Regions from separate parts of the Homo sapiens genome. Here all the other regions are linked to region 2. The links are chromatin contacts, found by Hi-C or POLR2A ChIA-PET in ENCODE. All regions are on one chromosome and are shown on one strand. The core of a region is the stretch at or near the end of the contact, and the rest is flanking DNA. Distances in the headings are between cores, read along the strand shown. Region 1 holds the start of LOC105376454 (a long non-coding RNA gene). Region 2 holds the start of KIAA1217. Region 3 has its middle 19 kb from the start of C10orf67. Region 4 overlaps PRTFDC1 (phosphoribosyl transferase domain containing 1). Region 5 has its middle 98 kb from the start of ARHGAP21.

What was found. A loop is a pair of places that touch in the nucleus more often than their neighbours do. ChIA-PET counts read pairs that join two places held with the same protein, here RNA polymerase II (POLR2A). Pooled maps may share reads with other maps.
Region 1: a pooled map shows a loop between it and region 2 (3-fold over the local background). The contact joins the enhancer-like site here to the promoter of KIAA1217 in region 2. A Hi-C loop is called at or near these places in 2 of 168 maps with a recorded cell type or tissue (HCT116 and naive thymus-derived CD4-positive, alpha-beta T cell), 2 of 37 single-sample maps with no recorded cell type and 12 of 50 pooled maps. POLR2A ChIA-PET finds 5 or more read pairs at or near these places in 1 of 52 experiments (A673).
Region 3: a pooled map shows a loop between it and region 2 (12-fold over the local background). The contact joins the enhancer-like site here to the promoter of KIAA1217 in region 2. A Hi-C loop is called at or near these places in 6 of 37 single-sample maps with no recorded cell type and 7 of 50 pooled maps. POLR2A ChIA-PET finds 5 or more read pairs at or near these places in 2 of 52 experiments (Panc1 and WTC11).
Region 4: a loop to region 2 is called in a pooled map, with 20 times the contacts of the local background. The contact joins the enhancer-like site here to the promoter of KIAA1217 in region 2. A Hi-C loop is called at or near these places in 1 of 37 single-sample maps with no recorded cell type and 4 of 50 pooled maps. POLR2A ChIA-PET finds 5 or more read pairs at or near these places in 1 of 52 experiments (GM12878).
Region 5: a loop to region 2 is called in a pooled map, with 11 times the contacts of the local background. The contact joins the enhancer-like site here to the promoter of KIAA1217 in region 2. A Hi-C loop is called at or near these places in 4 of 50 pooled maps. POLR2A ChIA-PET finds 5 or more read pairs at or near these places in 2 of 52 experiments (activated CD4-positive, alpha-beta T cell and activated naive CD4-positive, alpha-beta T cell).

What each region holds. Positions count from the first base shown.
Region 1 is chr10:23,539,295-23,544,198 of GRCh38, reverse strand. LOC105376454 (a long non-coding RNA gene) reads right to left here and starts at 279. Exons shown (of 9, transcript XR_930754.3): 1 at 198-279. Within about 2 kb of position 3,623, at least 3 of the 41 ENCODE cell types and tissues checked have a DNase peak (open chromatin) inside an H3K27ac peak, as active enhancers do; they include A673, where a contact is called at or near this core.
Region 2 is chr10:24,207,163-24,212,385 of GRCh38, reverse strand. It overlaps KIAA1217, which reads right to left and starts at 3,248. Exons shown (of 21, transcript NM_019590.5): 1 at 3,123-3,248. The coding sequence starts at 3,192. RefSeq lists enhancers at 2,430-2,489, 1,863-3,062 and a silencer at 2,780-2,829.
Region 3 is chr10:23,361,689-23,366,709 of GRCh38, reverse strand. No RefSeq gene overlaps it. Among named protein-coding and RNA genes, the nearest start is that of C10orf67, 19 kb to the right of the region's middle. Within about 2 kb of position 3,674, at least 3 of the 41 ENCODE cell types and tissues checked have a DNase peak (open chromatin) inside an H3K27ac peak, as active enhancers do.
Region 4 is chr10:24,918,439-24,923,953 of GRCh38, reverse strand. The region is part of intron 3 of PRTFDC1 (phosphoribosyl transferase domain containing 1); the gene reads left to right. Among named protein-coding and RNA genes, the nearest start is that of PRTFDC1, 31 kb to the left of the region's middle. RefSeq lists a cis regulatory region at 2,417-2,427 and an enhancer at 2,350-2,494. Within about 2 kb of position 2,438, at least 13 of the 41 ENCODE cell types and tissues checked have a DNase peak (open chromatin) inside an H3K27ac peak, as active enhancers do; they include GM12878, where a contact is called at or near this core.
Region 5 is chr10:24,819,009-24,823,922 of GRCh38, reverse strand. No RefSeq gene overlaps it. Among named protein-coding and RNA genes, the nearest start is that of ARHGAP21, 98 kb to the right of the region's middle. Within about 2 kb of position 3,227, at least 4 of the 41 ENCODE cell types and tissues checked have a DNase peak (open chromatin) inside an H3K27ac peak, as active enhancers do.

The DNA of each region.
Region 1 (4,904 bases), core at 2,374-4,873, 670 kb after region 2:
AATGAGGAAGAAGCAAAAGCAGAAACCCCTGATAAACCCATCAGATTTTGTGAGATTTATTCACTATGACAAGAATAGCACAGGAAAGCCTGGCCCCCGTGATTCAATTACCTCCCCCTGTGACCCTCCCGCAACATGTGGGAATTCTGGGAGATACAATTCAAGTTGAGATTTGGGAGGGGGCAGTCAAACCATACCATGACCTCACCAGAGTGAGGGAGTAAACTAAGAATATGTAGGCTACACGAAAGAGAAGACTCACACCAGGAGAGAGAAAAAAAAAAAAGAATTTTCAAGACAATGGTAAAGGGAGTTGCCTAGTGATAATAGAATGCCCATCAAGTAGAGATAATGAATGAAATTGTGTGATTCAGATGATTGGCATGCTGGGGCTATCATCCTGATTCCCTCTGCTACTATAAAATCATTCAACCTAGACGAAACTCCTGGAGGATATTCTCTAATTTTAACAAAAAAGAGTTAGAAAAAACATTTCTGTTTTGTTTTGTTTTTTTTTTTTAAAAAAAAAAAAAAAAGGTTCAGAAAGCCCACCAAGGCCTGGAACAGGAGCAAAAGTAATCCAAAGGTGTGACTACTATCTAGCCAGCCTAGAAGTAAGAAGAAAGGTCTCTAGAGGCAGTTTCTCAAAAAATACAAAAGGAAACTGATAGGTAGGCTATTGTGAATAGCTTTGTGTAATATTTTACTAAAAACAGCCATTAGAAAAGATGGAAATACTTAAAAATAGATACAAAGAAAACTAAACAAATAAAAAAGGCATTATTAACTTTAAGAAAAATATAAAGGAAGGAAAGAAAAAACAATCATAGTATACTACAGCACTCAGTTATAAAAAAATATTACAATGACAACAATACTGATTTAACCAAAATTGTAATTGGACTATATTGGGAGAATGAGAAAAAGGAAGCAAAATGGAGGCAGTGTAGAAAGCCAGTTATGTTTCCTACAATAAGAATTCAATAGATGATGTCTAGAATGGACAAATCAAAATATAGAAATATATGTGTAGTGTTTGGAACTTTGGAGATGTTAAATGCCAAAAGGAAGTTAAAAGAGCTGGAAGTGGTTGTCTTTGGAGAGGGGACCTGGGAAAAGTGAGAAGGAGTGAGTCAGAACACTGCTGAATTTTGTAATAGATCTTTTACTACCATCTTGACTTTTTAAACCACATGTGTACAGTTTTTCATTTAAAATGTAATTTAAAAAAATTAAAGAAAAATAAGATAGCCAGATGCGGTAGCTCATGCCTGTAATCCCAGTACTTTGGGAGGGGGAGGCAGGTGGATCACTTAAGCCCAGGAGTTCGAGACCAGCCTGGGCAACATGGTGCAACCCTGTCTCTACAAAAAAATACAAAAAAGTTAGCCAGGCATGGTGGTGCATGCCTGTAGTCCCAACAACTTGGGAGGCTGGGGTGAGAGGATCACCTGAGCCCAGGGATCACAACACTGCAGCCCAGCCTGGGTGACAGAGTAAAACCCTGTTTCAAATAGTAATAATAATAAGCTGTACCTACAATATATACCTCCAATATAAACAGGTAGGCTCTTGGGTGATTAACTTGAATATTAAAAAGAGACCTGGTATTATCTGAACCCCTGGCAGGGGATTCAGGCTACAGGATACAGATTACACTGGAATAGCCCAGTGTCTTCACCTTAATGTTTTCTCTTTAATTTCTGTAATGCTTCCATCCTTTTAAATTGTATGAATAGTCAGTGATCTAATCTTCTGCAAGTTCCAGACTTTCATCTACAGATATAACAAGATCTGTTACTTGCTCACATTATTTCTCTGAATCACAATGGTAAGGTGATAATTACCCTCTCCCTGGGAATAAGAAGCTACTATTTATTATGTACGTACCCTTCACTGCCTTGAATAATCAAAGGATCTCGCAATTGTGTAGTACTTTACAGTTTTCATTGTGCATTTTCATTGTGCTTTTTCATGATTTTATGAAACCAAAGGCCAGGCGGAAGCTCAGAGAGTTGAAGTGACTTCCTTAAGGTCACTCAGCTGGTAACAGCAAGCCACAAGTAGAGGCATCACTGCTGACTCTCTCTCCACCTACCATACTGTGCAGCAGTCTGGTTTTCAAATTTCCTAAAGTCCCCATTTGTTTAATAGCTCCAGTTGCTGGCAGCTGAACAACCAGATGGTGGGAAAAAAGAAAAAGGGTGTGTGTAAATTTACTTTTCGAAACTCCGGCCATTGTGCCCAGAGCCAGCCTTAGAACAAGTTGCCCTCTACCCAGATCAACCCCAGAACCTGTCGTGCAAACATCCCAAATTGGGGGTCTTAGGACTTTTCCACATTCACGAGTCTCTTTTAAAATTGGAAATACCCCTGAGAAATGGAGTACCTTAATACTTATCAATTAATGCCTTAGGTAGTTTTGGTTGACAGCCAGCTAAAAATAAGACTGAGGTATTGGAAGACAATCAAGGGAGAAAGAAACAGACACAGATTTATCCTAATTCAAAATTGTTCCCAGGGTTAACCCTGGCCATCCTTCCCAGGATTCTTTTAAAAAGTTCCTTTGGCAAGAATGCCATAAGATACCAACTCTCATTTTGTCTACCTGTTGGTATCTAGTGATGGGAAAAGTGACAACCACCAGAACGCTACAAATCCCCCTCTAAGTCCAGGTCACTAGGAAATATTTTAGATAGACTAGCATTATAATCTCAACAGTTATTTATGCATCCATTTAAAAACAGTTGGACATTTCATCTTGCTCATCAGGAACAAGATTTTCCCCCTATTTTTAGCAAAAATTGTAAGCCGGGCACATGCAGCCTTTGCCAAGCAGAATATGATTCCTCAAGGCTCTTCAATGTGTGGGAGCCTGACATAAGGCTCAGAGAAGGGCAGAGCCACAAACAAGCTGTGATGATCACTTTGAGATAACCAACCAATGTGTCCAACTCAACTATGGCTTCCCAGACCATTATTAGTACTCTACTTTTGTTTATTTTTAATGACTAGTGCACATAAATTTAAATTCATGGCCTGTTAGGATCCATTCGTGCTAGCTCTATGTATAATGAGTAGCAAAGTCTATGCAGCTTTAAATATAGAGGAAAGAATAATTGTAAGATATCTCAATCAAGGTTTCTGCTCTCCTTCACATATTTTAAAGACATAACACACAGAGGTTACATAACAGTCTTTACAGAAAACCTTGCATTCAGAGCTGTTGTGGAAGCCTGTTTGCAGCTGAGTGTTTACTAAATCAAGCACTAAAAACTAGATTTACACTGGTTGTTTGAAGCTGAAAGCCAGCTGCAGCTGCCATTAGAGCAATTCAATTTCTTTTTTATAAAGCACAAGTAAGGCTCAATTTACTAAAGTTTTATTTCCTTTTTATGCATCCCATATGCTAGGGGAAAAAATTAAGTTTATGAGATTAAAAATGAGTTTTATGCTAACTGTTTACAAAGTTTCAGCTGCCTGCATTTGCAAGCCCTCAAACCCACCAACTTCAGCTTCTGGCTTGTTTTTTTTCTTTTCCTTCCAACGAAGGAAGGTCTTTGTGTTTGCAAAAGGAAATCACCCAGCCCCCTTCTCTGCTTCCCTCTAGCTCTGGCTTCCTGTTTCACAACGTGCAATTTTATGACAGTTGAGGCAGACAGATAAGTTCCTTCATGATGCCAAAATCTTCAGAGAAGAAGGTTCTTGTATGGATAATAGCTTTTTTAAAGGATTCTTTTTTACCTCCATTCCCTGTGTCTGGATTTAACTAGTCTGGTGATGTTTTTCACTTCTGTGATCAACTCTTAAAAGGCAATATAGCTTTCACTTGATAGGAAGAAACATCTAGACAGTGAGCAAACTGCTGCTGAATTTGGAGAACAGTGCATTTTGTTACCTAATTACAAACCATAGTAGATTTTTTAAAGATGAAAGTTGAATTTGTTTGCTCCAAAATTAATGAGCACAATTATTTTTCAAGTGTATATATGTAATTCAGGAGACCTCAAGATATCCATTATTAATTGAGTCCACCATGCAAATTCTTCCTCTATCTGGAATACTTTGGCCTTTCTTAGGATTAAAATTCCTCCAGTTCAGACTAAGCTGTTGGAGAACGTGTCATTTTTTGTTATTTTAAGGTGCATTCTGTAAAAAAGACAGGGTAGAAAAATACAAGAAGATGAGAAAAGCTTCTAGATATCAGGCCAGAGAAATCATCTAAAAGAGTAATGTAATGCATACACTTATTTCCTCTAACTCCTCCTGCCTCTACCTAACTACTAAAAGGTTGAGTTTTAAACCTTCCCAGTAGAAGTAAAGGACATTCTAGAACCTTAAAGTATGTGATTGGGAAAAGGACAGAGAGAAAAAAAAATCAACATGTAAACAATGCAGCAGATGATAGCTGGCAAGGGCCTTGTGAGAACACATTGTTTTGCCAGTTAGAGGAAATAAGTATGTCCAAGCATGTCACAGAGAGTTTCTCAGAGGTTTCCCAGTTGAACAGAGCTCACAGTCAACTCCAGCACTGAAATTCTTGAGCAAAGAAGAGAAATGAAGACCATGTCCCCAGCATTGCCCTAGAGTGGGGAAGAGTTGACATGGACCAACTTCAGCCACAGATACTAAGTAAGCGTCAGCAGGCTAGAATTCTCTGGAGGTATGAAGCTTTGTTATACTTCAAATAATCTCATCCCAACAGGCAATTCTTGGCAAACAGGATGGTTTGCACCATGAACATTGAAAAGCATGCAGAGCCCATGGAAATGAACAATTCCCAGAAAGAAAGTTGAAAGGTGTTTACTGAGCACTGATCAACGTCAAAGACCTATTGCAGTAAGGCCTACAACCTACAGCAGCAAAGACCAAGCACTGCAGAGATGATCTTGGGGCACTGATCT
Region 2 (5,223 bases), core at 1,999-4,498:
ATCTCCACTTGGATACCTGATAAACTTCTCAATCCTAATCTATCAAAAGATTGCTCCTCAGAACCTCAAACCATAAACACCCTCTCATCTGTTCTTCGTAAATACTCCCCAACTTAGGCAAATGGCAACTCCGTTCTCCCAGCAGCTTACACCAAAATTTTGGAAGTTGTCTCTGACTCCTCTTTTTCTCTTACATCCCAAGTTGAATCCTTTAGCAATTGCTTTTGTCTTGTCTTGTTTGTCTTTTCTTTTTTCCTCTCCTCTCCTCCCCTCCTCTCTCTTCTTTTTTTTTCTTTTTTCTTTTTCCTTCCTTCTCTTTCTCTCTGTCTTTCTCTCTCTCTTTCTTTCAGAATCTTACACTGTTACCCAGGCTAGAGTGCAGTGGTGTAATCATGGCTAACTGCAGTCTCAACCTCCTGGCTGAAGTGATCCTCCTGCCTCAGCCTCCCAAGTAGCTGGGACTACAGGGCACTATGCCTAGCTAAATTTTTTTTTCTAGAGATGGGGTCTCACTATGCTGCCCAGGCTACAGGAAATGCTTTGGGCATTACCTTCAATATACACCTAGAATCTGCTGGCTTATCACCGCCTGCTAATCACCGCCTGGTCCAAGCTAGCCCTGGTTCTTGCCTCCTTGACTGCAGAAGCTTCCTAAAGGCCTCCCTGCCCTTCCCTCAACCCTACTTGGATTGTGCTCAATACAGCACCCAGTATTACCCCATTTAAAAAGACAAATCCCTTTGTAACTCACCTGGGCAACATAGCAAGACCCCTTCTCTAAAATAAAATAAAATACAATACAATACAATACAATACAATACAATACAATACAATACAATACAATACAATACAACCATGCATGGTGGCATGTCCCAGTAGTCCCAGCTATTTGGAAGCTAAGGCCAGAGGATTGCTTGAGCCCAAGAGTTCAAGGCTGCAGTGAGCTATGATCACACCACTGCACTCCAGTCTGGGTGACAAATGAGACCCTCTCTAAAAAAAAAAAAAAAAAAAAAAAAAAAAAGTAGTCCCACCTGCCAGGAGATTCCCACCTCTTTCAAAATAAAAGCTCTAGTCCTTACAATGGTTTCATGGGCCCTAGGTGATCTGGCCTGGGATTACCTCTCAATCTCTTTTCCTCCCATCCTTCTCCCATGTTCTTGCTGTTCTTTGAAAACATTACATCCCTGCTGTTACCTCTCCTGTCTTTGTTCAAATATCACTTCAGCGAAGCTCTTTCTAATAATCCTATTTACAGTTTCACTCCTTATTCCTTTTCCTGCTTTATTTTTCTCTGTAACCTTATTTCCATCAAATAGGGTTGCCAGATAAGATACAGGACTGCTCAGTTAAATGTGCACTTTACATAAATAATGGAGAAGTATTTTTAACATAAGTATATCCCAAATATGGCATGGGATATACTTATACTAAAAAAAAAAAAATTCACCGTTTACCTGAAATTCAAATTTAGCTGGGCCTCCTGTATTTTTATTTGCTAAATCCAGCAGCCGTGCCATCTAACATGCTATATATTTTATTTATTTGTTCATTGTCTGTCTCTACCAGCTCCCCACCCCCTGAAACTTGGTCCTTACACTGGAAGTTAAATGAAGGCAAGTATTTTTAGTCTGCTTTGTTCACCACTGGATGTCTGGCAGCTAAAACAGTGACGTCTACATAACAGATGCTCAATATTCACTGAATGAATGAATTAGTGAGCAAAGGAGCACACTGTCTCAGGCTGACCATCCTAGCCTCTGAAGCCTCTGAATTGCCCTGATTGTTGGAAAGTCATTTCTTAAATGGATCCCTTTCTAATGGCCCCTCTAGAATCTGAGTCATCTCTTTCAGGACAGGCCCAGAGGTTGAATTCCTGAAGTAGGATCCTGTCCTAGAAAATGGGGGTGGGGGGTTGCGGGGGTCAGGGGGACGAGGTAGCCTTATCTTCCACTGGATGCCACTGACCCCGGTAGCCTGAAGGAGAGTGCTGTGCTTTGGCAGCACGAAGGCAGACACTTCGACAGATGACTGTTCAGACTCAGGGATTCTCCAGCCATTACAAAACTTCAAGTTTTCTGCATTTCACTGGGGGATTTCTATCTCTTGTCATTGTAAGTTCTCCTGACTGGCTTAGCTTTGCATTTTCAGCGTGGATGAGTCATGTGTTACTTCCCTTTCACATTTTCATAAAACACACACCTTTTCCCCTGTGCATAATCCCTACTCCCACGCACAGCACTGCACTCCCGCACGTCTTTTTGTTGTGTACTGGCCCCTGCATGAACCTGAGGGAGGGTGGGGCGGGTGGTCCAGGGCTGTGTGGTTTATGAACATGCTGCCTATAGGATCCCACAGAATCAGCTCTTGGCATCACAGGCATCAGATGCCAGAGAGCAGGGACCTCCTCTGGCCACCCAACCCGGTGCGAAATTTCTTTGGAACAACATAAGCTTCTGGAAATTCCCTACGGAAAAGACAAGTCTATTATAAACACAATTAAAGGGAAACTGCCTGGAGAAAATTTACCAAAATTGTCCAACAACTCCCAAGTTTTGAATTAAAACATAAAAGAAGATCCAGAGTTCTATCTATCACCCAGATGCTCAAGCCCTCCCCTGCTGCTCGGATCTGTAAAATAAAACATGCCTGGTTTCTGTGATTTAACTCTAAAATTCTGCACAAACTTTGCAGCCAGCATGCATCTGCCACATGGAATCCCCCAACCAATGAATGGAAGCTGCGGTCCTAGAGACAGTTTCACAAAAACAGCTCCTTTCTCCCGTGGCTGGAGCCCCGGGGGGAAATGATTAAAAGCTGCTTAGTGATTTATTTGTCATTGCTTAGAGATACAGCTCATGCTGATGGCTCACTGCACTACAAATGTGACATCACCCCACCACCTCTTTTGCTGCTTAAGAAAATCGTGCCAGAGATAAAGTCAAGCCTAAGAAATCACAGTTCTCTATGCTCTACTCAGTTTGGAAAATGTACCATCCCAAGAAATTGCCTTTTTTTTTTTTTTCCTTTGCCGGGTCCCAGAGCTGCAGTTTATAAAAAGCAGCAAGCGGCAAGGGGCACGCGTCCCTGTAACTCCATCTTTGAATGGGTCTGTTACTTACCCTGCATCTGTCTTCTGTCTGCTGAGTAAGGAAGGCACGGCTCACATTTCTGGCTTTCATTTTCTTCCATTGTCTCTGCCTGCCGCAAAAGCTCCTCGCTCTCTGGAAACTTCAGAGCGCAGTTCTAAAAGCTCCCAGAAAGCGCCTGGGAGGGGGCCCGGGGCTGGGGAGGAGGGGACGGTGCGAAACCCCACCCCAAACTATTTTCCACTCCGGTGCAAAGTCTCCCTCGCCCGAGAAAACTGCATTCCAGCGCGGGGCCTCTTGGATCTCCCCTGCCCCTGGCCCTCCGTCCCTAGGTCTGTCCGTCCGTCCGTCCGTCCGTCCTCAGGCGCGCTCTCCGGGGACTGGGGGCTGGGCTCTGCCAGGGCAGGGCGATGCGGGGGTGTGGGGGGGAGGCCTCAACAGGTGACGGCCTCTCCTACCCACAACTGGGCCTGCCTGGTTCCACTGCTGCAAACCACCGAGGCTCTGCAGCCGAGGAAGGAAAACATTTCACACATGATTAAGGCCGAGAGCCTTCGCTGGGAGCCAGTGCCCTCATCTCTTTAATCTCAGAGGCAGAGTGAGCCTCCCAAATCGGGTGATCCACATATTAAAAAACAGCAACCTGTTGAACCTCCCAAATTTCAGTGAACTCCCTTAAAAAAAAATCCCAAACAATTTGAAAGAAAGAGTATATGCTGAGTGTTGTAAGTAAGCACTTTCCGGCACTAACTTTTTAGGGCCCGATTAACATCTATGAAGAGGTATAGCGTCATTTGCACACAGTCGATTTCAATCACTTAATCTGGACTTTTTAAAAAAAAGTTTCTACGTACTTGCTCACTTTCTCAGACTCCTCCCTCCCCCAACACACTTACACACACACACACACACACACACACACCCAGCCCTTAATCACAAATCTGAAAGGTAAACTAGTAAAGTCAATCTTCTGAAGCTCTCCCAGTTAACGACTCCAAAAATCTGAAAGACAGTGAAAATGCATTTCTTTGGACAGGCAGAGTTACAACCAACATACTTCTCCTTTTAAACCACCTACAAATATTTATTTTGTTCTTTACCCAGTCCTTGAAAAACTGGCAGAGTTCCCAGAGAGTGAAAATAGGAGGCATGATGTCCGAAAAAAAAAAAAAAAAGAGGATGGGAAAATAATTTAGGCAACATTAGCTCTGCGATGTCAGATATCTCAGAGTAACACAGTAGCTAGGAGGAAGAGCGCGATTTTGTAACCTGTAGTAGCCCCGTCACAGGAGGGGTAAAAAAGGACAATGGTTAGTCTGGTGACCATACTTTGCCCCAGTTTACAGGGCATTCCAGCAAGGTTTGAGATTGATTTAGATCAAGAATGTGTGCTGAACAATGGCCAGCCTATGTTCCAGATTGTGACCTCGAGTGACCTGTGTGTTTTGGCAGTGGGGGTGACGTATTTTGGCCATTTAAGACATAAGGATGTGGAAGCACCTAACAGACAAAGGATGTAGGCCAAAAGGAAAGGAGACATACCAGGAAGTGAGTTACACTCACGTCAGGAGGGGAAGAAGAGAGCCCCTCAATTCTTAACGGGATTTTTCTTGAAATCCAAGAAGACGCGGTGAATCTTTCAAAAAATTAAAGCAGTGCCTCGGCAGCCTGAATAGAGGCAGTGGGATTTGCAGGGCAGATAACTTAAGGTCTCTATGACTTTGCAACAGAATTACCTGGCAATCTTGCTTTAAGGAGGAACTAATCTTACACAGTTTCTGTCCTGGTGGCCCCTGGGCAAAGGCCAGATGAATCTAGTTTTAACCTTATTATTTCCTTAGGTGCAAAATGTTCATGAAGGAGGGCCCTGCTGTGTTCAGCCTTTCAGGTCCAGATCATCCTGATTCTTGTATACTGTTGTGTATTTGTCTTTAAAGTATTAATGCTAGGAAGAGTGGGGAGGAGGGTGGGAGAAAAGTATGTGTGTGTGTGTGTGTGTGTGTGTGTGTGTGTGAGAGAGAGAGAGAGAAACACTGTAGCAGGAGATGCAGCAGCCCAAATCAGATGTCCCGCAGCCTTTGGTTGTGACCCCAATCCCCTTGCTCTGGTGTCCAGAGAGCCCGTGCTTAACAGC
Region 3 (5,021 bases), core at 2,425-4,924, 850 kb after region 2:
GCAAAAAAAAAATTAAAAAACACTAGCTGGGTGTAGTTCCAGCTACTCGGCAGGCTGTGGTGGGAGGATCGCTTGAGCCTGGGAGTTCCAGGCAGCAGTGAGCTGTGATCGTGCCACTGCACTCCAGCCTAGGTGACAAAGCAAGAACCTGTCTCAAAAAAAAAAAAAAAAAAAAAAAGAGGAGGGGAAGAGTAAGAGATACCAGAGATTAATACTTCTCTCTCTCTCTCCATCATTCTCTCTCTCTCTCTGTCTCCTTCTCTCTCTCTCTCTCTCTCTCTCCTTCTATCTCCCTCCACCTGTACACAGAGGAAAGGCCATGTAAGGACAGAGCAAACAGGCCACTGTCTGCGAACCAGGAAGAGAGGCCTCACCAGATATCAACCTTCATGGCACCTTGATCTTGATCTTTCCAGAACTGTGAGAAAATTAACTTCTGTTGTTGTTTAAGCTGCCCTCCAACCCCGTCTGTAGTATTTTGTTACGGCAGCCCAAACAGACTAATACATCAAGTAACCACACAAATGCATGTAGAATTAAAACTGACCTAACTGTTAAGAAGAGGAGATAGGGCAAGAGTATATTTATCGAGGGTATTCTATCTGGTCAGAGATGAGAGAGCAAGATTTTTCTGGGTAAAGTTAACAAGGTATATGGGGTGGGGTGAATATGGAGTGGGGAATGGTCCCAGATAGGGCCAATTGCTTGTGCAAAGGCCCTGGGGTGAGAGAGAGCACAGTTTATTAGAGAAACAAAATGGCAGCTGTGTGATTGGGGTGCTAAGAGTGAAGAGGAAGGTGATACAGGTGAGGGTGGAGAAGAGGGTGAGGCCTAACTTCCCAGGACCATGCAGGATTTTCACTGCTAACTTGGGCCACTTGCACACCAGATTGGAGCTGGAAATGGTGGGTATGGGAGACAGAGATCAAAATAACCTCTAGATGTCCACTTGCATAGCTGGTAAGTCACGGGACCATTCATGATAGGGAAGCCCAGGAGAGAACCAGATTTCAAAGAGAAAGTCATGAATTTGCACGTGTCAAGCTTGTTGTGCTTTTGAGTCACTTAGAAAGAGACATTTGTAGGCGGATCTATCTACAAGTCTAGACTCAGACAGAGGCCTGAGTCATGTCATTACACTGACAAGGTGGGAGAGGTGATTCAGGACAGTCGTTCTCAGACTTTGAGTTTCAAGACCCCTTTACACTCTTAAAAACCATCAAGGACCTCAAAGAGCTTCTGTTTATGTGGGTTATATCTATCCATATTTAGTATATTAGAAATTTAAACTGAAAAAATTAATATTAATTTATAATAAACCTGTTTTACCTTAGCATAACATAATGATTTTAACGGAAAATCATTGTAATTTTTCAAACCAAAAAACAAAATATTTGTGGCTGGGCATGGCAGCTCATGCCTGTAATCCCAGCATAATTGCAACACTTTGGGAGGCCGAGGCAGGAGGATCACTTGAGGCCAGGAGTTTGAGACCAACCTGAACAACATAGGGAGACCTTATCTGTACAAAAAAAAAAAAATTAGCCGGGCATGGTGGCACACGCCTGTGGTCCCAGCTACTTGGGAGGCTGAAGTGGGAGGATTGCTTGGGCCTGGGAGGTTGAGGCTGCAGTGAGCCACAATCATTCCACTGCACTCCAGCCTGGCCAACAGAGTGAGACCTTGTCTGAAAAAAGAAAAAAAAATTATGAGAAGAATAGCATTGTTTTACATTTTTGCAAATCAATTTCATAACTGGCTTAATGGAAGAGAGCTGGATTCCTATAGCTACTTCTGCATTGAATCTGTTGTGATACATTGTCCTGATTGAAGCACATGAAGAAAATTTGACCTCAAGGAGGACTTTATGGTCCTCTGGATAGGGCCTTGGGGACCCCCCAGAGTACTTAGACTGCAATTTGAGAACTGCTAATCTAGAGAGATGCTACAGTGTATGAAGAGACGAGAGCTGGGCTCAAGCCTCAAGGAGCACCCACGTTTAATAGTCAGGAAGGAGAGGATAAACAAACAGGTCAGAGAGGAAGCACTCAAAAAGGTAGGAGGGGACCCAGGAGCAGCACCCGTGGCGTCAGGAAGCTAAGGCAGTGCCAGGTATTCAAAGGAAGAGTGGTCGAAGTGCTTCTGAAAAAGTCAAGTCAGAAGAGAAGTGAAAAATATCTTTTGACTCAAAATGTGTTTGTCTGACCAGTTCCATGATCTGAACATACTTACAGGGAAGGGCAGACTGAGAGGGGAATACTGGGGTAAGGATAAAGGTGAGTGTGTCAAAGAGTGATAGTTGCCTCCTCCTCCCATTCATTCTCCTTTTCTATGGTATTAGGATCCTGATTATTTTTTGTTGTTGTTGTTGTTGTTTTATGTTGTTTTATGAAAGAGGATCTTGCTCTGTTGTCCAGGCTGGAGTGCAGTGGTGCACAGCTCAGTGCAGCCTCAAACTCCTGGGCTCAAGCAATCCCCCCGCCTCAGGCTCCCGAGTAGCTAGGACCACCATGGGCTAGGATCTTGATTTTTAACTTATCACATGGCCAACCAGAATAAACAACGACATTTACCCCCTTGCAGGTAGGGGTAGCCAGGAGACTAAGTTCTACAAATGAAGTAGAAGTGGTTTGTAGCTACTTCTGGGAGCCCCCTGAAAGACGGCTGTTCTCTTGGCTACTTTTCATCTCTTCCGCCCTCCCTTTGGCTGTAACACAGACATGATGGCTGGAACTGGAGCAATCATTTAGGCAATGAGGTGACCACAAAACACAGAGGACTGGCAAGACGCAAGGAACCTGGGTCTTGAGGTCTTGGTAGAGCACAGCCACCTCACCAGCCTTGGATTGCCAATTGCTGCCTAAAAAAGAAATGAACTTCCATCCTGTTTAGACCGTGATTATTTGAGCGTCTATTATTCACAGCCAAACTTAATTCTAACTCTTACAGTGAATGAGTGGTTTTATGGATATGAAGTTGAAGGGGTTTTTCTCTAATGGTTTCATTTTCTTTGTGAGGTAGGATGTGAGATCATAGGACGACAGCGAAAGGTTGCAGAGTGAGATCAAAGAGGCAAGTATAAGAGAGTCTGAAATTGCTGTGGCTGGGCGTGGTGGCTCACACCTATAATCCTAGCACTTTGGGAGGTCAAGACAGGAGGATTGCTTAAGCCCAGGAGTTTGAGACAAGCCTGGGTAACATAGTGAGATCCCATCTGTACTACCAAAAAAAAAAAATTAACCAGGTGTGATAGTGGGCTATAGTCCTAGCTACTCAGGAAGCTGAGGCAGGAGGATCGATTGTTTGAGCCCAGGATGTCAAGGCTACAGTAAGCCGAGATCACGACATTGTACTCTAGCCTAAGCGACAGAGCAAGAGCCTGTCTAAAAATAAAAAAAATATTAAAAAAGTAGAATTCTAAGAGTGAGCTAGGGAATAAATCAGGCTAGTCTTGAGTGCCTGTGCTGGATATTCTCTGGTCTCCAACCCAAGTTTTCATTCTTCTCCATCCTGCTGTGGTTCAAGAGCTGATTTTTTTATGCACTTCTTCATTCAAGCTCCCTCCCAGCTCTGTTGGGTTCTTGAGTTTGGTCATCCGGAGGTGCCTGCAGAATAGTTGGGCTGAGCAGAGAGACAGGTTGGGGTAATAGTTTCCTGTTTGTCAGTTGCTGCATTCCTTTACTGAACTGAAGACCGTAGCCCCAGCTACCTGCTAGGCTGCTAAGTTCTGGTAATGTCCCCCCTTCCCCCTGCAGGATGAAAGGTGGAAGCTTGCTGGGTCTCCTTATCCCCACCCACACCTTTGTAAATCTTCCTTTTCTTCTTTCTTTTTTCTTTTTTTTTTTTAATAGAGACTGGGTCTCACTATGTTGCCCAGGCTGTTCTCAAACTCCTGGCCTCAAATGATCCTTCCCACTTCAGCCTCTCAAAGTCCTGGGATTACAGGCATGAGTCACAATGCCCAGCCTTCCCTTTCTTAAGCCTTCCTCAGTTACCCTTTCTAAGTGTGTCATCTGTTTCCTGATGGGACCTTGCCTGGTACTAGGGCCATCTGAGGTTGGAGATCACAATTTATGGTAAAATCAATAGGTCTTGTGGTTTGACTTCCCTTGCTGTACCAAGATGCCCAGGTGTAAACAGAGAAAGCAAGTTATAGTTTAGCCAGCTGCATACACCATGAGGAGAGTCAAGTGAGCTACCAAATTGGCAGCTAATATTGAAATGATGTAAGCTGATGATGGAGGAAGTGAAGAAAGGATATGGTAGAGGGCCTGGGAGGGAGCAGAGGAGTTATCCTGCTCCTTACTGGAGGATCTGGCGGATCAAAAGGCAGGGACCCTGGAGTGGGCAGGAGAAGATGAACCACAAACTAGAGGTTGAGAAAGCATGGTCAGAGAGTGAGATACTTGAATTAGTGAAAACAGAACTGGTCAGACAGAGCTGAAACCCATTTAGGGCCTTTATATGTCCCCAGGGCAATTACTATGAACAGGGGACACTACACAGGGAAATTAAAGAAGAAAAATATTGTTCTCCTCTCTGGAGGACTTAACAGTTGAACTAGGAAGGCAGATGAACAGTGCACATAAAATGCCAACTGAATGGAACAGAGTATAAAAAGATGTTCAGAGGAGGAAGCCTCCCCCAAGGCTGGCCCATTCTGAAAGATGTGGATGTCTTAGTCCCTTGTCTGTTGCTTATAACGGAATACTTGAAACTGGGTAATTTATAAAGAAAAGGAATTTATTAATTTATTTCTTACAGTTGTGAAGACTGGGAAGTTCAAGGTTGAGGGACTGCATCTGGTGAGGACCTTCATGCTTGTGGCAGGGGGACTTCCTGCAGAGCCCCAGGGAGATGCAGGACATCAAATGATGAGGAGGCTGAGCGTGCTTGCTCAATTCCCCCTTCTTCTTCTTATAAAGCCACTAGTGCCTCTCCTCTGATAACCTATTAATTCATGAACCCTCTAATCTATTAATCCATTTTTATGACCAGAGCCTTTATGACCCAATCATCTC
Region 4 (5,515 bases), core at 1,189-3,688, 710 kb before region 2:
GTTCTTCTCTACACTGTTTATTCTAGTTAGCCATTTATCTAACCTTTTTTCAAGGTTTTTAGCTTCCTTGCGATGAGTTAGAACATGTTCCTTTAGCTCAGAGAAGTTTGTTATTACCGACCTTCTGAAACCTACTTCTGTCAACTCCTCAAACTCATTCTCTGTCCAGTTTTGTTCCATTGCTGGTGAGGAGCTGCGATCCTTTGGAGGAGAAGAAGAACTCTGGTTTTTGGAATTTTCAGCTTTTCTGCTCTGGTTTCTCCCCGTCTTTGTGGTTTTATCTACCTTTGGTCTTTGATGTTGGTGACCTACAGATGGGGTTTTGGTGTGGATGTCCTTTTTGTTGATGTTGTTGCTATTCCTTTCTGTTTGCTAGTTTTCCTTCTAACAGGCCCCTCAGCTGCGGGTCTGTTTAGTTTGCTGGAGGTCCACTCCAGACCCCGTTTACCTGGGTATCACCAGCGGAGGCTGCAGAACAGCAAATATTGCTGCCTGATCCTTCCTCTGGAAGCTTCATTCCAGAAGGGCACCCACCTGTATGAGGTGTCTGTCGGCCCCTTTTGGGAGTGTCTCCCAGTCAGGCTAAATGGGGGTCAGGGACCCAATTGAGGAGGCAGTCTGTCCGTTCTCAGAGCTCGAATGCTGTGCTGGGAGAACCACTGCTCTCTTCAGAGCTATCAGACGGGGATGTTTAAGTCTGCAGAAGTTGACTGCTGCCTTTTGTTCAGCTATACCCTGCCCACAGAGGTGGAGTCTAGAGAGGCGGTAGGCCTTGCTGAGCTGTGGTGGGCTCTGCCCAGTTTGAGCTTCCCAGCCACTTTGTTTACATACTGAAGCCTCAGCAATGGTGGACGACCCTCCCACTGCCCAGCTACAGCATCACAGGTTGATTTCCGACTGCTGTGCTAGCAGTGAGCAAGGCTCCATGGGCATGGGACTGCTGAGCCAGGCACAGACAGGATGGAATCTCTTTGTCTGCCAGTTGCTAAGACTGTGGGAAAAGTGCAGTATTTGGACAGAAGTGTACGGTTCCTCCAGGTACAGTCTGTCACAGCTTCCCTTGGCTAGGAAAGGGAAATCACCCAACTCCTTGTGCTTCCAGGTGAGGCAATGCCCCACCCCACTTCGGCTTGCCCCCTATGGGCCGCACCCACTGTCCAACCCGTCCCAATAAGATGAACCAGCTACCTCAGTTGGAAATGCAGAAATCACCCATCTTCTGCATCAATCATGCTGGGAGCTGCAGACTGGAGCTGTTCCTATTCAGCCATCTTGGAAGCGACCCAGGAAAGAGGTTTAATGGACTCACAGTTCCATATGGCTGGGGAGGCCTCACAATCATGGCAGAAGGCAAATTAGGGGCAAAATCATATCTTACATGGTGGCAGGCAAGAGGGCATATGCAGGGGAACTCTCCTTTATAAAACCATCAGATCTCATGAGACTTATTCACTATCATGAGAACAGCATGGGAAAACCCCACCCCTGTGATTCAATTACTTCCCACAGGGTCCCTCCCATGACACATGGAGATTATTACAATTCAAGGTGAGACTTGTGTAAGCGCACAGAGCCAAACCATATCAATGCGGTAATCAGTTTAACTGATATATACCTGATCTTTTCCAAAAAGGATCTAATGATGTATTTTATTAATTATGCCCAGATAATTTCTCATTTTCTGCAGGAAAATAATTGCAGGCAGCAAAATATTAACAATTATCCTTATTTTATGTTAGGTTATTTTTATCAACATTTTGTAACTGATATAGAATGTAAAATTTAGCATCAAGACCAGGAAAATCTTTTTGAGATTACATATTCCATTTGTATTTTATAAAACACATGAACTTTAAAGTCTAGGAAAGTTACCAGGAAATAATTTGGATTTGGTGGGAAAAAGCAACACAGTTGGATATATAATAAAATGGTTTGGGGAAAATATTTATGGAAAAATAATGCCTTTGACAATTGTTTATGATGCTCATTGTACTATAATAAAGTTTGAGTTTAATGGTTTTATTGTCGTTTTAACCCATAGTGTATATTCCTTTCTTGCATGAGTTTGCCATTATTAAACACAGCATTATTGTTAATCACTCAGGTAATTCAACATGCTTACAATCTGTAGCTTTCAAGGACAAGAATTATTTAATTTTCTACTTATTAATTTGGGATTCATTTGGAGGAGGACAGTTTTGACATTTTTTTGTTTGCCTAGCTTTTTTTTTTTTTTTTTCCTAGAGAACAGAAATGAACTCAAACAGACATTGACAAATAGGAGAATAATGTCATTAAAAACAGGATGACTCTTGGTGAGGAAAAGGGCACAACAGTACGTCAAGGGCCCCCACAGCCCACGCCACAGAGAGGAATGACTAGGCAGGAGTGGAAAGGAAAAGGCCAGCAGTTGGTGATGAGTCAGCAGTACTTTTGCTAAAAATGCTAATCTAATACAGCAGTGGGAAGTGTTGGTTAGCATGTGATCATCGAGGCCTGGAATGACTCCTTCCTCTCTGCAGCTCTCAGGAGTCCCTGTTGAAGGACCGGGATGGGGGCTTTGGTGCCCTATAGACCTCTGTGTGTTGTTTTGGGGTGTGGATCCTCCTCTAATTAGGAAAGATAGCTAGAAGGCAGGCTCAGAAGTCTGCCCCAACTCACACTTCCAAAATTCACATTGGCGTGTGTAAGAGATCTGAGAAATGAAAATGTGTGATATTCTCCCTCATCTTCATATTAAGATAATTTCTTAGGACAAAAATGATTTTTAAACATACCCCTTACTCCAGCGATATCTGAGCCCTGATCACTCAGGAAGTGATAATGACACCTTTGTTTTTTGTTTTTTTGTTTTTTTTTTAATCACTTGTAACCGCTGTGTTGTAGGCAGGGAAATACTTAACCATGAAAGTGACATATTCTTGTTTTATTCCTATACTTAAAGCAAAAGCTACTTACTTTCAGTGTAGGTCAATTTAGATCTGCAAAACAGAATACCATTTTAGATGCTTTGAGGCAGTGTTCCTGTAACAGAATTGTTAGTAATTTTAGAAGATTAGTGAAATATTTTATTTTGAAAACCATTATGGAATTCCATGTTTGTTTCTTTTAATGGATAAATTTAAATATATATCAAATGGATAGATTATTGTAGACTTTTTCAGGGATAGTTATTTTTCCATCAGCAGTACTGTTAGACTACTCTATGCAGAATACATCTACTAGAATGACTTATTTCCTTTTTTGAAAAAAAAATTGAATTTTATTTTAAGTTCCAGGATACATGTGCAGGACGTGCAGGTTTGTTACATAGGTAAATGTGTGCCATGGTGATTTGCTGCATCTATCAACCCATCACCTAGGTATTAAGCCCCACATGTGTTAGCTATTTATCCTGATGCTGTCGCCGCATCTTCCATCCCCAACAGGACCTAGTGTGTGTTGTTCCCCTCCTTGTGTCCATGTGTTCTCATTGTTCAGCTCCCACTTGTAAATGAGAACATGTGGTGCTTGGTTTTCTGTTCCTGCATTAGTTTGCTGACTATAATGGCTTCAAGCTCCACCTATGTTCCTGCAAAGGACATGATCTCCTTCCTTTTGATGGCTGCATAGTATTCCATGGTATATATATATATACACACACATATATATATACACACACACTCATATATATATACACATATATATATAACATTTTATTTATCCAGTCTATCATTGATGGGCATTTGGGTTGATTCCATGTCTTTGCTATTGTGAATAGTGCTTCAGTGAACATAAGTGTGCATGTATCTTTATAATAGAATGATTTATTATATTCCTTTGAGTATATACCCAGCCATGGGATTACTGGGTCAAATGGTATTTCTGATTCTAAGTCTCTGAGGGATTGCCGCACTGTCTTCCATAATGGTTGAACTAATTTACATTCCCACCAACAGGGTAAAAGCTTTCCTATTTCTCCATAGCCTCACCAGCATCTATCGTTTCTTGACTTTTTGATAATCACCATTCTGACTGGCATGAGATGGTATCTCATTGTGGTCTTGATTTGCATTTCTCTAATGATTTGTGATGTTGAGTTTTTTTTCATGTTTGTTGGCCACTTAAATGTCTTCTTTTGAGAAGTGTCTGTTCATGTCCTTTGCCCATTTTTAATGGTTTTTTTTTAATGTAAATTTGTTTAAGTCCCTTGTAGATTCTGGATATTAGCCCTTTGTCAGATGCATAGATTGCAAAAATTTTCTCCCATCTATAAGTTGTCTGTTCACTCTGACAATAGTTTCTTTTGCTGTGTGGAAGCTCTTCAGTTTAATTAGATCCCATTTGTCAATTTGTGCTTTTGTTGCAATTGCTTTTGATGTTTTTGTCATGAAATCTTGGCCCATGCCTATGTCCTGACTGGTATTGCCTAGATTTTCTCCTAGAGTTTTTATAGTTTTGGGTTTTCCATTTAAGTCTTTAATCCATCTGGAGTTAATTTTTGTATAAGATATAAGGAAGGGGTGCAGTTTCAATTTTCTGCACATGGCTAACCAGTTCTCCCAGCACCATTTATTAAACAGGGAGTCCTTTCCCTATTGCTTGTTTTTGTCTGGTTTGTCAAAGATCAGATGGTTGTAGATGTGTGGTCTTATTTCTGAAATCTCTATTCTGTTCCATTGGTCTATGTGTCTGTTTTTGTACTTGTACCATGCTGTTTTGGTTACTATAGCCTTATAGTATATTTTTAAGAGAAAGACTTATTTCTAATATATCCTAAGATATCTTTCTAGTTTATTAGTACCAGGTATAGGATTTTAAAAGTTGAATTTGATTTACTTAAACTAATAATAATATATTGATTGATTACTATTGAAAGTACTATTTTAAGTGCCTTATAAATATTATTTCATTAGTGCCCACCACAACCTGATAAGTAAAGTAATTTATTATCCCCATTTTACATGTAAGGAAAGTGATCCACAGACAGTTTAAGATAGAGCTGGCCGAGAATGGGGCTAAGATGTAAAACTACACAGGCTGATTCAAGAGCATGGAGGCCACAGTCTTTCCACACTGCTTCCCAGAAGGAGGGCCCCATTACCACCGTTCACTTTGGCAAGGAACTCATTTTTATGGGTTTTCCTTTGTTCATTTGTAAAATGATGAGGTTGGATTTCAAGATCTGTAAGGTCCCTGACAGATTTGAAGTTATATTATCTTTAATGTCTTGGAACGTCTATTGAAAAAGGACAGATTGGACCAGGCATAGTGGCTCACACCTGTAACCCTAGAGCTTTGGGAGGCTGAGTGGGGAGGATTGCTTGAGCCCAGGAATTCAAGACCAGCCTGGGCAACATAGTGAGACCTAGTCTCTACAAAAATCTAAAAATTAGCCAGGCATGGTGGTATGCATCTGTAGTCACAGCCCTTGGGAGGCTGAGGCAGGAGGATCCCATGAGCCCAGGAATTCAAGACTGCGGTGAGCTATAATCCTTACTGTACTGTAGCCTGAGCAACAATGTGAAACCCCATT
Region 5 (4,914 bases), core at 1,978-4,477, 610 kb before region 2:
ACCACAATTGTAAGTATATAAATATATAAGAAATTACTATTTGCTCAGAGAGGATTTTCATTCCCAAAGTGTATTTGACTTAAACATTTCCCATTGTGGTGAGAAAGGAATGGAAACCTGTTGTCTCATAGTATCTTAAAAATAGCACATGCACCCATTTTTTCTTTACTAAGCTTCATAGGTGTTAAATAATTGATCCTGTCAAACTTGATTGGTTTTTTTTGTTTTGTTTTGAGACAGAGTCTGGGTCTGTTGCCGAGGCTGGAGTGCAGGGTCGTGATCTTGGCTCACTGCAGCCTCTGCCTCCTGGGTTCAAGCAATTCTCCCATGTCAGCCTCCCAAGTAGCTGGGATTACAGGCATCCACCACCACACCCAGCTAATTGTTGTTTTTTTAGTAGAGACAGGGTTTCACCATGTTGGCCAGGCTAGTCTTGAACTCCTGGCCTCAAGTGATCTACCTGCCTCAGCCTCCCAAAGTGCTGGGATTACAGGCGTGAACCACTGTGCCCAGCCATTGATTGGGTTTTAGAAGCTCCCAGTTTTCAGGCAGGAGAATTTTAAAATTGAAATTCGAAAGGAATTAAGCACTATATTTCTTAAAAGAGTATTGAAAATTGCAATTAACTCATACCCATGCTCACCCGGGGAAATATTAATTCTCATCAAATGAGGTGGAAGATTCGTTTTGGATAAAGAGTAAAGCACTTGGAAAGAAGGGGATACATATGTGGTACAGGCTGAATATTTATGTGAAATGCTTGGGACCAGAAGTATTTGCGATTTCATGTGCATAATGAGATTTGCATATACACAATGAGATGGGACCCAAGGCAAAACACAAAATCCATTTATATTTTATATACACCTTATACACATAATCTGAAGGTAATTTTATCCAATATTTTACATACTTTTGTGCATGAAACAAAGTTTGTATTAAGTATTTATGTGTGGAATTTTCCACTTGTGCAGTCATGTCAGAGCTCAAATAGTTCTGAATTTTGGAGCATTTCAGACTTTCAGATCAGGAAGGCACGACCTGTATAAAAAACAGAGTAACTTCTAGTATTCTTGCTTCTCTGCTCTTCTCTCTTGCTCAGCCAATGCCGTGATCCATTTCTGTTGTGTGGGTGTTTAAGGCAGAGGCAAAGTGACTGAAGTCTCTGTTTCAGATCCTCCCACATGCAACATTTAAGAATCTGGCATTTAACTCATTTCCTAACCTGTTAGTGGTACACACAGACTTTAGGAAGCTGAATACATCCTCTTCTGCACTGGAGTCTGTGAGAAGGTTGGAGGCAGGAAGGCTGAAACTGACCTTCATCAGTTATTTTCTACCCTCATTCCACTGCTACCCTCCCTGGGGTCTCTTTCTTAAGTGTCATTTTGGTGGAGAAGGGGATGGTTTCTCCACCTCCCAAATAGAAGAAGTATTTCATGATGTATTAGTTCGTAGTTTCTTCGGTTTATGTTGGTCTCCTAACAGAGTTCCAAAAAGCAGCATTGTCCCCTCTGATCCGCGGTTTTGCTTTCTGCAGCTTTCATTACCCACAGTCAACTGTGATCCAAAAATATTAATTAGAAAATTTTAGAAATCAACAATTGATAAGTTTTTAATTGCATGCTGTTCTGAGTAGTGTCGTGAGATCTTTCACTACCCTGCTCCATCCCTCCTGGGACATGAATCACCACTTTGTCTAGTGTATCCTGAGTTACAGATGTCACCTGCCCCTGAGTCACTCAGTAGCCATGCCATCTCAGTTATCAGATCAACTATGAAGAAATCACAGTGCTTGTGTTCAAGTCACCCTCATTGTACTTAATAATTGCCTCAAAGTGCAAAAGTTGTGATGCTGGCATAGTGTTATAATTGCCCTACGTTTAGTTATTATCGTTCATCTCATATGTGCCTAATTTATAAACTTTATCATAATTATCTATGTATAGGGAAAAACATAATATATACAGGATTCGTTACTATCAGAGGTTTCAGGCCTCCACTGAGGTAGTCTTGAAATGCATCCTTTACAGCTAAGGTGGACTGCTGGATAGACCCTTTTTTCTTTTTGTTAATGGATGGGGTCTTGCTCCAACCTAGCAGGTTGGAATGCAGTGGCGCAATCATGGCTCACTGTAGCCTCGAACTCATGGGCTCAAGCCATCTTCCCACTTCAGCCTCTCGAGTAGCTGGGCCCAAGCCACCACACTGGCTAATTTTTTAATTTTTTGTAGAGACAGGGTCTCACTATGTTGCCCAGGCTAGTCTCAAACTCCTGGCCGCAAGTGATCCTCCCACCTCGGCCTCCCAAAGTGCTAGGATTATAATCATGAGGCATCTCACCCGGCCTAGACTTTCTGTTTGTGTCAATTCAGTTTCATTCATTCATTTGACAAATATTTATTATTTAAGATATACTAGGCAGTGGCCCTTTACAGTACAGTGCATGTCTATTTAGTATGACCCTTTAGTATCCTAGATATTAGCCCTTTAAAAATCAAGAAGTATCTCAAACATGACTCCAGACTTAAATTGAATGATGATTTTTTTAAGAGATGGGTCTTGTTATGTTGCCCAGGCTTGAGTGTAGTAGCTATTCACAAGCACAATCACAGTCTCGAACTCCCTGGTCTCAAGCAATCCTCCCGCCTCAGCCTCTTGAGTAGCTGGGACTATAAGCACCCAGCTAAAATGATGATCCTGATCACCAACTAGATACTAGATATATAATGAGGCATGTTTTTAAAAATTACACAGATTCTTGCATCATTTATGGCAATAAACAAACCAGCCATCTTTCAAGTGTGATATTTCCCAAAGTACCCATGGAGGTGCTGGCACGAGCTTGCTCACAAGCAATCTACCCTGACCTTGAACACTCACCCCTGTTACCCAGCTCTTGTCTAGGGCTCCCCTATACAGACCCCAGGACAGGCTACTGTTGGAGCAGCCGAAATATACAAGGCCTCCAGCCTGGGCCTGCTGGGAGCAGGGGCTGGTGCCTCAGGGCATCCTGACTGGCTGGCTGGTTTCCATCCATTTTGCCTTGGCCCATGGACACTCCTGCCTGCTCACTTGACTTCGGGACCTGAGCTGACACCACAGCCATAGGCCCTTGGCATTTCCAGTCTGCTTCTGGCTTTGTGCCCTGTCTCCATGATCCACTGCTGCTCAAGCCCAAGCTTGACAGTCGTGACTAATTGGGGCAGGTCACCCTTTCAGCTCCAAGGTGATATCCCATCTACCTCCCTCTAGCTTGTCTGTCTCAAACAAAGGCATTTTCTTCTAACCCCCAGCAACCTCAGAATGACTCCTACTGTATGTACATTTACTTCCTAAACTATAAAAGCTAACAGAGAAAGAAATTTCCTTTATGTTCCTTAGAAACAAATGGGAGCAAATTTACTAGAAATCACCTTGCAGTTTCATCCAACCTCTTACTGTCTATGTTATCAACACATCATTTTACCTCTCTGGAACTCAAACTTAAAATGCAAGCACTAAGCTAACCCACTGCTGCTAGCTCTCCTGGTATAATACTGGAAGGAGGAGGTTAAGAGCATAGGCTTTGCAGATAGTCAGGTCTGTGTTTGAGATTTCCAATTTTCTTTCTCTTTTTCTCTCTTTCTTTTCCTTCCTTCGTTCCTTCCCTCCCTCTCTCTCTCCCTTTCATCTTTCTTTATTTCTTTCTTCTTTCTTTTCCTTCTTTCTTTCTTTCCTTCTTTCTTTCTTTCTTTCTTCTTTCTTTCTTTCTTTCTTTCTTTCTTTCTTTCTTTCTTTCTTTCTTTCTTTCTTAATGGGGGAGTGCAGCAACATGATCAGACTGGAGTGTAGTGGTGTGATCTCGACTCACTGCAAACTCAGCCTCCAGGGTTCCAGTAATCCACCCACCTCAGCCTCCAGGGCTCCAGCAATCCACCCATCTCAGCCTCTGAGTAGCTTGGGACACAGGCACATGCCACTTATGCCCAGCTAATTTTTTTTATTTTTGGTAGAGACGGGGTCTCATCATGTTGCCCAGCCTGGAAATTGACTAACTTTCAACCATGGACAAGTGGTTTAACCTCTCTGAACTTCCATTAAACAGAGATAATACCTACCTCATAGTGTTGTTTTGAGAATTAAATGAGACACTATATGTGCAGTTCTTACCAAATAGTATTAATCAACACACAGATAAAATATATAAATACATAGTTACATGTAAATATTTAGTGCTTACTTTTTTTAATCATTCATCTCTGGATACCTTCTCTTTCATCTCAGTCCTTGCTACTTCACAGCATACTTTAAGAAATAGTTACATGTTTCTATGGCCAGGTAATATTTGTCAGAACCTTGTTTTTTTTTTTTAATCAGGGTACAAAATTTTAGTTTTTAAAGTTACCTTTATCAAATCTATGGTTAAAATAGTTGTGGAGCTGCTCTAATTTGAACAGAACTTATTTTTTTTAAGTACAGATTATTTTGGCAACCATTTTCTGATCTGATTACAATAAAAATTTTTAAAAGAAGTTCCAGTTTTATTGCCAGCCACGGTGGCTCACACCTGTAATCCCCACACTTTGGGATGCCAAGGTAGGAGGATTGCCTGAGCAGGAGTTGGAGACCAGCTGGGGCAAAAATCCCATCTCTACTTTAAAGAAAAGAAAAGAAAAAAAAAGTTTCAGTTTTTGCTTTTGGGTTTTTGTTTTTTGTTTTTGGGGATTTTTTTTCTGAGACAGGGTCTCACTCTGTCACTGGAATGCAGTGGCATAATCATGACTTACTGCAATCTCCACCTCCAGGGTTCAAGCAATTCTCCCACTTCAGCCTCTCCAGTAGCTGGGACAACAGGCATGTGCCACAATCCCCAGCTAATTTTTTTTTAGTAGAGACAAGGTCTCACTGTGTTGCCCAGGCTGGTCTCAACCT